Regions from separate parts of the Homo sapiens genome. Here region 2 is linked to region 1. A link is a loop called in an ENCODE intact Hi-C map of the cell type or tissue named here. Cell type or tissue: endothelial cell of umbilical vein. All regions are shown on one strand.

Region 1 (2,500 bases):
CCACCGCTGGGTAATAAGGGAAGCAGGGACGTGAGGACAGACGTTCATGCCTTCCCACAGGAGGCCTTGGAGCTGCCGACAAGGCATCTCCCAGATGACGGAGCAGGCGTGGCAGGACGCCATCTCGCTCAGGGCAGCACCTGGTTAATGTCAGCACCGGGTCTGGTGAGGGCTGGTCTCTGCTGCGACATGGCAGGAAGTGTGCTGTGAGATCTGGTTAGAGGATGTCAAGAGGACCCCCTTGCCACAGCCTAACCAGTGTGTTCTGGACCCCACGTTTCCCTTTCCAAACTCTAATCCATCCTATCATTGCTCAGGGCTTTTTGATTCTGCTCCTTCCTCCCCTCCCCACACACATAGAACCTTTTATTCCAAAATCTAGCAGTACATCATTGGTTAGTAGAAAATAACTCTCAGAGCCGGGCGCGGTGGCTCACGCCTGTAATCCCAGCACTTTGGGAGGCCTAGGTGGGTGGATCACTTGAGATCAGGAGTTCGAGACCAGCCTGACCAACATGGAGAAACCCCGTCTCTACCAAAAAATATAAAATTAGCCAGGCATGGTGTCGCATGCCTCTAATCCCAGCTACTCAGGAGGCTGAGGCAGGAGTATCACTTGAACCTGGCAGGTGGAAGTTGTGGTGAGCCGACATCGCACCATTGCACTCCAGCCTGGGCAACAAGAGTGAAACTCCTTCTAAAAAAAAAAAAAAGGAAGAAAAAGAAAATAACTCTCATAACTTAAAAACAAAAATCAACAAACAAACCCCCCCCTCAAAAAAAAATCCTATAACATAAACTTCCCAACCATCTAAAAACCCAAACTCAAAACGTGTTTCTTTTGTCTTCCCTTCTTGAAGGAAGTAGGTCTGCACGGGCCTCCCCATCTCCTAGAGCTCGTACACAGCTATGAACCTGCTCTCAACAATGACTGGACACTTCCTCTTGGTTCATGGAAAAATTTGCTCGTAATTTTCCAGTCTGACTCAAGCTATCAGCTGGCGATACAGTTTTTTGCCAGCTTTACAGTCATTACATTACTCAAACAGAAACCCTTTTGCAGGTGACCTTGAAAGTTATTAAAAACTATTCTCTTTTTGAAGGAAGGACTTGTTGGGGGCGCCTGGTAGAGAGAGGATGTCTCGACTGGGTCTGGTGGTGACGACATCCTGGAAAAGGAACAAGATCCAAGTCACCAATCATTCTCTTATACAACGCATCCTTGAATTTTGAAGAGCCTGATATTGTGGATGGTTTGTATTGTCATTTGGCAGCAAAAATAACCTACATTGAATACACAGAAATAGTCCTCCACAGCCTCTGCCCGGGCTTTCCAGGTTTGACCACTGTGCAGTGCCTGTGATGCTCTCTGCTGCCACCCAGTGGATATACTGAGAAAGGTCAGGTAGGATGTTTAAACCCAGAGGTTCTCAGTGTGGTCCCCAGACCAGCAGCATTGGCATCAAATTCTTGGCTGCCCTAGAAACTCTGGGAGTGGGGCCAGCAGTCTATGTTTTCACAAGCCCTCAAGGTTATTCTGATGCACACTGAAGTTTGAGAAACACTAGTGTAGACTAGGTAGTAATTTGCACCCAGGGATGTGTGAAATGGATCATCAGATTTCTCCATTGGGAGAAGTCGATTGTCCTTATTGATGATCAAGGATCACATCTTTTATAGGAACTAATTTCACTGGCTATTTTAAAAAAATTACTCGTCTTCTCAGAAATGACAAGAAGGCATAAACCCCAACTCCTCTGTTTTTTATCCAGAATCTCCTGATTATAAGCAGCTACTGCTGCCTTGTTACTAAGAGTGGTATTCAAGGTTCTCCAAAAATATGGATCCAAACGTGTTTTCCAGTCTCACCTCCAGTAATTCTCCACTTCATTTACTCAAGATTTTAATGCAACTGGCTGATCCTCTGAGCCCAGCTTTCATCCCCGTGTTCCCTCTGTTTTTTCCACCAAAGATGCACCCTTCTAGGAGATTAAAATTTCATAATAAACAGTTCTAAATTTTCAAGCCCATTTTAAAGCCCTTTCGAATGCCATTTCCTCTATGAATTCTGCCCTGATTGCTCCATCCAATGACAGCCGTTCCCATCATGAACCTCCGCCACACTTCATCTATACCTCTTTTATAGTGCTTTAAATTCCATCCCTTGTTTTTTTAGTGCTCGGTGGACATTTCTGATCCCGTTGGGTCCAGAACTGAGCCTTACTCATCTCAGCATAAGCCAGTGCAGACTAGGTGCATAGTGACTGCCCTTTGAAAGGTATGCATGAATAACATAGGTCTCTCACAAAATAGCAGTTCACAATAAATGTTGGAATTCAATTTGTTGCAATGCGAATATTGCAACAGTTCACCTAAGAGTAACATAGGAACACCAGATCACCTGGGCAACACTGGGAAGGCAAAGCTTCGTTTTGTCCAAAGTCCTCTTTGGGACTTCACCACTGATGGGTGGGGCCCTGGATTACAGGAGCCACTAATC
Region 2 (2,500 bases), 65 kb before region 1:
GGACAATATAAGCCTTTCACTCCTAAACCTACTTGAATCAAGAAAAAGAATTTCTGAAGGAGGTGATTAGATACTAAAGAAAATACTGAAGCTATTTGGAAGCATGGAGTCACAGAACATTTGAGCTTCAAGGGGCTTTAGAAACCACCTAGACCAGCCACCCACTCCCCCAGCCCCACTGGCTTCACAGATTCTACTCGTGTATCCACACAAAAACCTACACTCTGGTCCAAGAGACCAGGATTTTTCTAATCCTGGCTCTGTCACTAGGTAGGCATCTTGCTCATGTCATTTCTCTCTGTCGGCCTCAGTTTGTCTATTCATAAAACTGAGATCCTCTCAGTTCTTTCTAGCTCTGACATTCTATGGAATCAAACCAAGGGTCTGGTCTCCCTGTCAATAATAATGAAAGTGGACAGAGTGGGCCAGTGGAAGAGGCTGGGGTCTTGCATAAGGAAGAAGCCAGCTCTCTTCAGACTCGGTCCACCAGGTACTCGAGTGGTCCTCAGCATCAGTGCCTAACACCGTGCATCAGCCCTCTTCCTCTACCAGGTTGAGTTTCCTGCTGTGAGATGGCTTCTCCTTCTCCTTCTCCTCCTCCTCCTCCTCCCCCTTCCCCTCCCCTCCCCCTCCCCCTCCCCCTCCCTCTCCCTCTCTCTTTGTCTCTCTCTTTCTGTTTCTCTCAGCGGTTTTAGCTATAAGGCTCCTTTGGCTGTCCAGGACTAAGAGCCTGCATGATAACTAGGAATCAGTCAAGGTGCCTGGGTCAGAGCTGGCCCAGCTCAAACAGCTGACCTCTGCAGTAAATGCCAGAGTGTTGGCCAGATGGCAAAGCACAAGAATTGCCAGAAAATACTGGCAAATATATTTTTCTTTCTGGGAAGAAAAACCAGAGATGTAGTACAAATACCGACTAAGTCTGAACTCAGGTGAGATAAAGCCCTTGCTGGTGGGCTGGGAATGAGACAGCGTCCGAAAGGGGAGGAAAGGGAGCCTTGGCAAGCCCCCCCGACCACAGGAGGAAGGGAAAACAAAGGCTGCTGAGCAAACCAGACCCAGTGGGGCTTGGCCTGAGGCCAGGGGAAAGCTGGCATACACTCAAGAGAGCCAGGAAAAGGGTGGGACTCAGAAGCCCCACCAGAAATGGGCATCGCAGATGACCCCAAACACGAGGCCACCCAGACCCACTCCAGGACAGTGGCCGAGCCCTGCTGTTGTCACTGCTGCCATACCAACTGTTATCAGAGAATTAGGGGAAGTGGAGAATCCCAACATGAAAATTTATTTATCTAAAATTACTTATATAGAACCAGAAAGGATTTGAAATAGGTTTTGGAACTTTTGAGAGGAGGATAAAAAGATAAGAGCCAAATAAATTTGGAGGAGAGGTAAAAACTGTTGTTCATACATTTGGAAATGAAGACCAAGGGAAGCTATTTCAAATACATACAATGCTTTGCTTTGAACATTTTCAAATTAATTTGCATGTTAGGGGACTTGTAAGAGTAAGAATGGGAAGCACTTGAAGGGTTAGCTCCTGTAAACCAAATCAACCAAGAAAACAATGCCTCAAAGTGAGATAACAACATGCATTTTCACAAATATAAGATACCGGGTCTTTCTGTTTCCCTGTCTGCTACTACAAGACGTGGAATATCCATGATTCTTTCTGATACAAAATAATTTCTAATTATAAAAAAGTGTTTACAGGCCTTTTTTATATTGCTTGCCATGAAGGAGTACAGATTGTCCTTAGTGAAGTCTGTGTTATTCTGTGATTAGGTGGCACTTCCTGTGGCACTGGGACTGGAGGAAGAGGGCTGACGTGTGGGGTTAGGCACTGATGCTGAGGACCACTCGGGTATCTGGTGAAGCAAGCAACATCTCTCACACTAAACTCGGGGTCTAAATTTCCTTTTCAGAGAGCAAAAACAAAGCCTTAGAGTCTCAGCTTGGAAATGCTTCCTTCAGTTTCCTACACTGTCTTCTGGGCACAGTCTTCACAGTGGTTCTGCTTAAAGAATTCTGAATCATGAGCTAAGGATGTTCTGTGACTTATTTTTCTGCAAAGGCACAGTCCCCACTCTTGATTAAGCTGGGTTGCCCTGTCATAGCAGTAAGCAGATGAGTACCTGCAGGCCAATGGAATCTGATGCCAAGGCTGAGTTCATGGCATTAAAACGATCCAGGGCAGACGACTGGGTTTGGATGTGATTCTCCAGATACTCCTGCTGAGCATGGGAAACCTGGACAGATCGAGGAGACAGTCACACAAAATCAATCCCTACACGTTCACGACAATCTTCAGTTAGGCTGGAACTTTCTTCTGTTAGAAGCCACATCTACTTCAACAATATCTAAAGTAAAGCTTTAAATTAAAAGTCAACATCTGCATGATCCAGAGAGAAGGGCAAGAATCACCTTCCTTTGGATAGTGTTTACTCACAGACCCTCATTTAGCCCTCTCAACAACACTGTGCAGGAGTCAGAATGTTGTCCT

What was found. Hi-C counts contacts between places; a loop is a spot of excess contacts. Peaks named below come from ENCODE experiments on the same cell type or tissue, not always from the same donor. Only the 100,000 strongest peaks of a DNase experiment are listed, where the experiment ranks them.
Region 2: it touches region 1 in a loop (4-fold over the local background); 64 of 110 quality-filtered maps call a loop at or near these places.

What each region holds. Positions count from the first base shown.
Region 1 is chr15:57,560,049-57,562,548 of GRCh38, reverse strand. No RefSeq gene overlaps it. Among named protein-coding and RNA genes, the nearest start is that of GCOM1, 31 kb to the left of the region's middle. In endothelial cell of umbilical vein, a CTCF peak has its summit at 1,364 (motif pointing left); DNase peaks (open chromatin) are centred at 1,008 and 1,338; H3K27ac peaks cover 1,466 bases.
Region 2 is chr15:57,625,525-57,628,024 of GRCh38, reverse strand. GCOM1 (GCOM1, MYZAP-POLR2M combined locus) reads right to left here. Exons shown (of 17, transcript NR_104371.3): 5 at 2,133-2,246. MYZAP (myocardial zonula adherens protein) reads right to left here. Exons shown (of 13, transcript NM_001018100.5): 5 at 2,133-2,246. Among named protein-coding and RNA genes, the nearest start is that of MYZAP, 35 kb to the right of the region's middle. In endothelial cell of umbilical vein, no CTCF peak of the experiment used is centred here; a DNase peak (open chromatin) is centred at 1,064.